2 separate regions of the Homo sapiens genome follow, and region 1 is linked to region 2. Evidence: read pairs that join two places in POLR2A ChIA-PET (ENCODE). Cell type or tissue: A673. All regions are shown on one strand. Each heading gives the region's core, and the rest is flanking DNA. Links, peaks and the distances in the headings are about the cores only. Region 1 has its middle 14 kb from the start of MCM6. Region 2 overlaps CXCR4 (C-X-C motif chemokine receptor 4).

Region 1 (4,399 bases), core at 202-4,201, 220 kb before region 2:
TCCTGGGTCAAGTGGGGACTTGGAGAACTTTTCTATCTAGCTGGAGGATTGTAAATGCACCAATCAGCACTCTGTAAAATGGACCAATCAGTGCTCTGTAAAATGGACCAATCAGCAGGACGTGGGCGGGGCCAAATAAGGGAATAAAAGCTGGCCATCTGAGCCAGTGGCAACTGTTCAGGTCGCCTTCCATGCTGTGGAAGCTTTGTTCTTTCTCTCTTCACAATAAATCTTCCTGCTGCTCACTCTTTGGGTCCGCACCACCTTTAAGAGCTGTGACACTCACCATGAAGGTCTGCAGCTTCATTCTTGAAGTCAGCGAGACTACAAACCCACTGTAAGGAAGAAACTCGGGGCACATCTGAAGGAACAAACTCCGGACACACCATCTTTAAGAGCTGTAACACTCACCGCAAAGGTCCACGGCTTCATTCTTGAAGTCAGTGAGACCGAGAACCCACCAAAAGGAATAAATTCCGGACACAATAGGACATTTGGCAGTGAGAGAAACTAGATCAGTCTCAGTGAGTGGGAACCCACGTTGGGTCCATAGCCTCCATCCCTGCCACCTGCCTACTTTCATTAGACTGTTGTACTAGACTTGCAGTGACTGATGACAGAGGCAGGTTGACGTCAAATGGTCAAGTCATTCTGTCCACCAGAATTCCATGGTGGATATTCTCTGGTGAGTGTTAACATATGATACTAAGATCTTTACATTTTGTTCCTATTTCTGTAGTTCCACCCATATGATTTTTGGTCAAGCCTCCTTGCCCCTAAACTTCCAATCTTTCTCTTTCCAGGCCCCTGACTAATCAGCCTAGCCATTCACTAATGTCCACAAATGTATGTGTGTTGTTCTTACCTTGGGCCACTTCCCATTCCATACAAAATATATAACCAGAGGCACTGCCCATTGGAAAGATTTTATGTCTTTCAAGGCCACCCTTAAGTGGTTGTAGTATAATAGTAGCAGCCTCTTACCAAGTCAGCCCAACCGTGAAACAAACATGGCTCTTTTCATCCTCTGCCAGCTGGTCTCAAGGGAGGTTCCCTTTTCCCCTCTTCCTCCAACTCCAAACATGACCATAAGTTTGAGCTGAGGAAGAGAACAGACCCAACAGTGGTGATGACATGAAACTCTGAGAGTCCTGATTATTATCCAACTTACTTGGGTCCTTCTACTCGTGCCCAATCCCAAGTGTCCAACTACTACACATGTGTGTGTGTGTGTGCGTATATTTTTTTTGTGTGTGAGAGTCTTGCTCTGTCACCCAGGCTGGAGTGCAGTGGTGAGATCTCTGCTCACTGTAACATCCACTTCCCAGGTTCAATTGATTCTCATGCCTCCGTTTCCGAAGTAGCTGGGACCACAGGCGTGTGCCACCATGCCCAGCTAATTGTTTTGTATTTTTAGTAGAAACAGGGTTTCGCCATGTTGGCCAGGCTGATCTCGAACTCCTGACTTCAAGTGATCCGTCCACCTCAGCCTCCCAAATTGCTGGGATTACAGGCGTGAGCTGCTGTGCCCAGCCGGCAACTATTATCCTAGGATGCTTTTAGCCCTTGTAACTTGGTGAATCTGAAAGAATCCAGCACACAATGGGAAGATCTGGCTGCACAGTCACTTGATGTCCTATAATTAGGTACTCTATCTCCACCAGGGCCCTGTAGCCAGCCAGGGTCTCTTTTCTGAATGGTGTATAGTTCTCTGCTGCAGATGGCATAGTCTTACTCCAGAACCTAGGAGGTCTATGTTGTGATTCTCCTACTGGGGCCTCCTATAAACTCTACATGGCATCATTTCCTACCACAGATACCTTTAGTAGCATAGGATTTGCTGCTTGAACCATAGCCTGGAACTGCTTTAGAGCCCTCTCCTGTGCTAGGCACAGCTCAAAACTGACAGCACTCCATGTAGATGGGTCAGAGCAGTGTTGTTTGAAGGTTCTGTTCGATAGTTAGTTATTAGTTCCATGTATTCCAGACTTGGGAAGTGCAAAGAAACCAAGAAGTTATTATTATTATAACACTTTTTGAATGTCTTATAAAAAGTGAGGCACCGTAAAAATGTTATTTATCGAATAAATCTCTCTTCAGTCATGATATGGCTTGGGTATTTGTCCCCTTCAAATCTCATGTTGAGACGTAATTCCTAGTGTGGGAGGTGGGGCCTGGTGGAAGGTGTTTGGATCATGGAAGCAGATCCCTCATGAATGGTTTAGCACCATCGCCTTGCTGATGAGTGAGTTCTCACTCTGAGTTCATGTGAGATCTGGTTAAGTGTGTGGCATCTCTGTCCTCTCTTCCTCCCATGTCATGTGCCTGCTTCCCCTTTGCCTTCCACCGTGATTGTCAGTTTCCTGAGGCCCTCACCAGAAGCAGATGCTGGCAACATGCTTCCTTACAGCCTTCATTACAACCATGAACCAATTAGTTCTCTTTTCTTTATAAATCACCCAGTCTCGGGTATTCCTTTATAGCAACGCAAAAATGGCCTAGTACAATTCACAAACGTGAAACCAGTGGAGTGCATTCTACAGCTATCGCTGTAGAAATGGTAGACTTTTAAAGGCAAAGGCAAGGAATTCCAGTAAACAAATCTTCCTTTAGGGTGCTCTTTTATGATAGGTTTCTTCAAAAACATCCAAGAAATGTTTTACTTTCCTATCACCTTAAAATAAAAATAAAAATAAAAAAAAAAACACCCCAGAACCTTTAGCATTTCAAATGATAAATCTACATAGGCATTTTCAAAAGCCATTTTGTATATGTGTTTAGCCCCACCATGTTTGCTTGCCTCGTTGAATATTCTGGTGACAATACTAAGAACACAAAGGAATTTCAGAATTAGCATTTTAATGCTTCTCATAAGTAAAAAAATCAACTGAGTCTCATTCTGAAGCAAATGTTAAGTTTGCTATGTGGAGGCTGTGGCCAATAACCAGTCAGCAGCACTAAAGCTGAGTGTGGATGTTGGCTGTTTTCTTGCAAAGTGGAAATGTTAGCTCTCCCAAATTGGACCCAGTGACAGTCCAGATGTGGGAGTCTGTTACAAAAGAAAGCAGGTTCTGAGTTACGCTAAGAAAGAAGACAACAGCTAATCTTATTTACTTCCAGAAACTTGTCTCTGATCAGCAATTTCTTTCTCTTTTTCATTTTTTAAGAGACAAGGTCTTGCTCTGTTGCCCCAGCTGGAGTCAGCTTACTGCTGCCTTGAACTCCTGGGATCAAGCAATCCTCCTGCCTCAGCCTCCTGAGTAGCTGGGACTACAAGCATGTGCCACCATGCCCAGCTAAATTTTTTTTATTTTTGGTAGAGACAGGGTCTTGCTACATTGCCCAGGCTAGTCTTGAGCTCCTGACCTCAAGCGATCCTCCTGCTTCGGCCTCTCAAAGTGTTGGGATTATAGGCGTGAGCCACCGCGCCTGGCTAGCAATTTTTAAATATGAATTGCTGCATGATCTGCTCTTCTTTGTTAGAACAGACTTACAAGAACACTCATTCAAATATAGATCTGACTGAATATGTTAAAAAGTAGAATAGTTGGCTGGAGGCTGAGGTGGGCAGATCACCTGAGGTTGGGAGTTCGAGATGAGCCTGACCAACATGGAGAAACTCTGTTTCTACTAGAAATACAAAATTAGCCAGGCATGGTGGCACATGCCTGTAATCCCAACTACTTGGGAGGCTGAGGCAGGAGAATCACTTGAACCCGGAAGGTGGAGGTTGCAGTGAGCCGAGATTGCACCATTGCACTCCAGCCTGGGCAACAAGAGTGAAGCTCCGTCTCAAAAAAAAAAAAGGTAGAATAGTTAATTTGGAAATTTCTATAATAGATTTGACTAAATTAGAAAAATGAATAACTATTTTGAAGCCCAAATAATCCATCAATATATGTAATCTACTTTTACAAACAGATGGGAAAAAGCAAATTGGTTAAAAATGTTACTGCTTGCATCCTTTCAGACTCCGAATGCATATACTATTTGGATATGTGCATATAAATTTCCCTGAGCAGTATGATATGTTATCTAGGTCAGGGTCGGTCAGAAACATATGGCACACTCAAACAAAATATGCTTGAAAAGTTATGTAAAGAAGCCATAAAGATTTGGGAAGCTTTAAAGGAAACAGAAAGGATTGGTGAAGTACCCTAGAGCCAGCAACCACAGGAAGCTACTACCACCTTTAGGTCTGAAGGAGCAGAGAGGGAGCAGCTAGTGGGGTCTAAGAAGCAGGGGTACTGGTAGAGTGGAGGCTGTGGCCTTCAGGAGAGGAAAGTAGCTGTGGCTAGAATGTGGTCCAGCAAAGAAAGAAAATAAATATCCTGACCTTTCTCTTCTCCCTCCATTTGATCTGTTGGTGTTTTCCAATGACCAAAGCCAATTAGAAGCC
Region 2 (4,349 bases), core at 350-4,349:
CTGGCTGGCATGTAAATAACATAAACTTATGTCTCACAGTTCTGAAGGCTTGGAAGTCCAAGATCAAGACACCAGCAAATTTTGTGTCTGGTGAAGGCCCACTTTCTGGTTCATAGATGGCACCTTCTAGCTGTTTCCTTATACGACAGAAGGGGCTAGCTAGATTTCTGGGATCTCTTTTATAAAGGCATTACAAATTGTGAGGGCTGCATGCTTATGACCTAATCATCTCCCGAAGACCCTATCTCTTAATACCATCACCTTGAGGGTTAGGATTTCAACATGAGAATTTTGAGAGGACACATTCAGACCATAGCAAATACCAAGCTTTTTATGGATTCATACTATTTCAGAGAATTATACTGGTTGGCTATATCCTTATTTCGATTATTACTATCACCTTAAAAAAGGGATTCTCAACTTTGAGCATTACTGACATTTTGGGCCAGATCATTTTGTTGTGGGGGCTGTCCTGTGTATTGTAGGATGTCTAGCAATATCCCTGGCCCCTCCCCACTAGATGCCACTAGCACCTTGTCTACTACTCCTCCCCGCGCCCCCTACTTCCTCAGTATGATGACCCCAAATGTTTCCAGACCTTACCAAATGTTCCCTGTTGGGCCAGTTGCCCCCGGTTGATGACCATTGTGTTTAAAGAATTCATTTCAACTATTTTATCGGCCCCTAAGGCACCAGCCTCCCTCTGAGGCTGTGTCCATGGGAATGCTATCTGTGGCTGCTTGCGGATCTCTCCAGCACTGACTGGCTAAGTCACACTGGCAGCCATGGGTGAGACTTCCTCAACGTGGGTGGAGCAAATTCCTACGATGCCAGGCTGCAAGGTTGCATTTCTGCATTTCTAGGTGTCGGGGATGCCTTGATTATTTTCCAAAGTAATCTAAATTTTGTCTCCAGGGATCCTTGCCCCTCCTAAATGGGTATTATCTGGGAATAAGACAGCTCAATTGTTTATGGAGCCTTTATTTAATATTTGACAATATCTAGGAGAAAGTCACAAACACTTAGTTCAATTATTAAAATAAAGCCTGTAGGGTATCTCCCCAAAAGAGTATCCCAGAATCATTATTTTAATTTAAGCATAATTATAAAAGGGGGCTGGGAAGCCTGCAGTAGGGGGAGATAAATTTTCAAGTGTCATTTTAGGAAAACAAAGGCTTTGCAAGAGAAAACATCCACTTTCCCCCCTAGTTGCAGGCTTAATGTTATTAATAAGTTAGATGTCAGATGTATGCTGTTATTGGCAGCATGCATACAATTTAAATATTTTAGCTTTCATTATACAACTGAATCTACATGACTGAACTTCAAGGGCCCCATTCATAAGGGATGAGGAGAGGGAACAATCAGCTACTTCATGCAAGGGCTGGCCAGCAGACTGGGTTTCCCCACATTGTCAGACAAACCACGACACAGGGAAGGCTTTGGAGACGCTCTAACATGGCAGGGTTGGGACAGAGAATGATGGGGGTGGGGGGCACCCTTTTGGGGCAGGGAGAGAGCCAAGGCTTGTTTTTCTTTTGGAAAAAAAGCTATTCCATCTTTGTTCCAAGGGAGAATGAAATATCCATTAAGACTGGTGACACTGGGAATTTTGTTTTGGCTCAGTTCCTTTTGTTGTGACTCCACGGTAAAGGAGAGGAATCTGGGGTAAGGAGGTTTCAAGCCAAGATGAGAAAGAAAAAGCATGCCTTCCAAGGATTTCTTCTATTGTCTCCCGGAGAATAAATATTTATAGAGAGGGTTCAAGTGAAGTCTGTCTCAATGGTTGTGGCTTTAAGACTAAGCCTTTGAGAGAGTGCATGTAAAACTATGCTTAAATGAAGGGTGATCCAATTAGGCTTCTCAGGGAAAACCAAGAAACCTCAAGATAATTTCCTATCTGAAATCTAATTGTGTCCTCAAGTAGAATATGAATACCACTTTGAATTACCCCAGATCCATAGACGGCAGCAAAAATGTACAGCCAAATTGGATTCTATTTTAAGTAATTAAGTTATTTCCCTTCACAGGATCTATAATTTGCCTTGAACAAATGTGATTTGCCTCAGAAAGATAAGGCATTGCAATTTTTCCTCCAAAATGGATTTTCTGTGCCAGAAACAATTACTAAAAGTAGACCAAATATTGTCGTAATTATATCCTACTTATTATCTGAGTGCATGCCTGGAGTGTACCCTGTTTGTGTTCCAATGTGAGGTAGGTATGGCTAGAGTTTAGAAATTATCTTTAAATAGAAACCAAAGCTGAAATTTACTCAAGAGCCTGGGGCTTGCACAATGGTCGTGTTAATAGCAACGGGTGGTTACATAAGTCTCCAAAATCTTGTGCAAAATGTGAGCAACAGGGAGCTTGCTTCAGTGGACCTTCCTTCTGACTCTAACAAATATCAGTATTAACTTGTAGCTGCTTGGCTGAGTCCTTGAGGAGGTGCTAGGTGTTGCGATAGTTTAAGAATAAAAGTGTTGAGATTTGCATAGAAGATATTACAAGAGGAGTATTTTGGTCATGGTTAATTTTATGAAGAAAACATTCACTTTTGGCTTTCTTTATTAGCAGTTCAGTTGACTTATGCCCAGGTGTTCTGAAGGGCAATAGTAGGTAAGAGTTAAGAGCAAGAGCTGGAACAATAAACAGAATTAGTTCTTGGCTTTGCCCCCTTGAAAGTGCAATGTATGGAAAGTCTCTGAATCTCAGTTCTCTTGTCTGTGAAAAGGGAGTGATGGTTATCTACACTGAGGATACTGGATGAGGAAAGCACACACCGTCTGGCATTGCACAGACCTGGGTTTCACAAGTGGATGGTGGAGTAAAATCCAAACACGACTGCATACCTTTTCTTCTTTATACATGCTTATCCTCTGAAAGATGACCTTTCATACAAATAGGTGCTGGCTGGCCATTTCTAAACTTCCATTTGAATTTAAAGTGGTGAAGGCTTCAGATTCGTTAAGTCATGTTACCTGGTTTAAAATACAGGATTTGATACTTACTACATGCCTTTAACCAAGTTACTTAGGCTTTCTGTGCCTCCGTTTCCTCTTCTATAAAATGTAATTAGTAACAGAAGCAGAATCTATCAGAGTTGTGATAAGGGGTAAGTAAAATATTACAATGAAATACCTAGGATAGTGCTTTGCATACCATAAATGTATTACTTTTGTCTTCTACTAGCCAAAAGAATGTCAACAGAAATCAGAACATAACACTAAGTAAGTTTAACATGTACTTTTATTAACAACTTAATACAAGACTGTACACTGTAGGTGCTGAAATCAACCCACTCCTGAAAACTGAAAAACCAGCATTTCTATACCACTTTGGGCTTTGGTTATAAGTGCCATCTTCTACAGCAAAATCACGTCTTAAGAACAGGAAAAACGTTCCACGGGAATGGAGAGATTATCTATGCATAAACAGCTGGGGATCATTTCTAGCTTTACGTGATTCACTACACGCTCTGGAATGTTCAGTTCCCTTTTCTACAGTCCTACCACGAGACATACAGCAACTAAGAACTTGGCCACAGGTCCTGCCTAGACACACATCAATATGAAACAAAAAAAATTTATATAAATAAGTCAATTAAACTTCACAAAAACTAAAGAAACACAAGACAAAAATCCAACAAGCAATAAAAACTGTACAATATTGGTCAGTCTTTTATATCTGAAAAATGTGTAACTTAAAAAAAAGTTATTTATCGTATAAAAAAAAGTCTTTTACATCTGTGTTAGCTGGAGTGAAAACTTGAAGACTCAGACTCAGTGGAAACAGATGAATGTCCACCTCGCTTTCCTTTGGAGAGGATCTTGAGGCTGGACCCTCTGCTCACAGAGGTGAGTGCGTGCTGGGCAGAGGTTTTAAATTTGGCTCCAAGGAAAGCATAGAGGATGGGGTTCAGACAACAGTGGAAGAAAGCTAGGGCCTCGGTGATGGAAATCCACTTGTGCACAGTGTTCTCAAACTCACACCCTTGCTTGATGATTTCCAGGAGGATGAAGGAGTCGATGCTGATCCCAATGTAGTAAGGCAGCCAACAGGCGAAGAAAGCCAGGATGAGGATGACTGTGGTCTTGAGGGCCTTGCGCTTCTGGTGGCCCTTGGAGTGTGACAGCTTGGAGATGATAATGCAATAGCAGGACAGGATGACAATACCAGGCAGGATAAGGCCAACCATGATGTGCTGAAACTGGAACACAACCACCCACAAGTCATTGGGGTAGAAGCGGTCACAGATATATCTGTCATCTGCCTCACTGACGTTGGCAAAGATGAAGTCGGGAATAGTCAGCAGGAGGGCAGGGATCCAGACGCCAACATAGACCACC

Evidence for each region. Peaks named below come from ENCODE experiments on the same cell type or tissue, not always from the same donor. Only the 100,000 strongest peaks of a DNase experiment are listed, where the experiment ranks them.
Region 1: POLR2A ChIA-PET joins it to region 2 with 6 read pairs; 3 of 35 experiments call an interaction of 5 or more read pairs at or near these places.

The regions. Positions count from the first base shown.
Region 1 is chr2:135,888,699-135,893,097 of GRCh38, forward strand. No RefSeq gene overlaps it. Among named protein-coding and RNA genes, the nearest start is that of MCM6, 14 kb to the left of the region's middle. In A673, for the core only: no CTCF peak of the experiment used is centred there; no DNase peak of the experiment used is centred there.
Region 2 is chr2:136,111,118-136,115,466 of GRCh38, forward strand. CXCR4 (C-X-C motif chemokine receptor 4) reads right to left here. Exons shown (of 2, transcript NM_003467.3): 2 at 3,232-4,349. The coding sequence ends at 3,752. Among named protein-coding and RNA genes, the nearest start is that of CXCR4, 4.9 kb to the right of the region's middle. In A673, for the core only: no CTCF peak of the experiment used is centred there; a DNase peak (open chromatin) is centred at 2,054; H3K27me3 peaks cover 4,000 bases.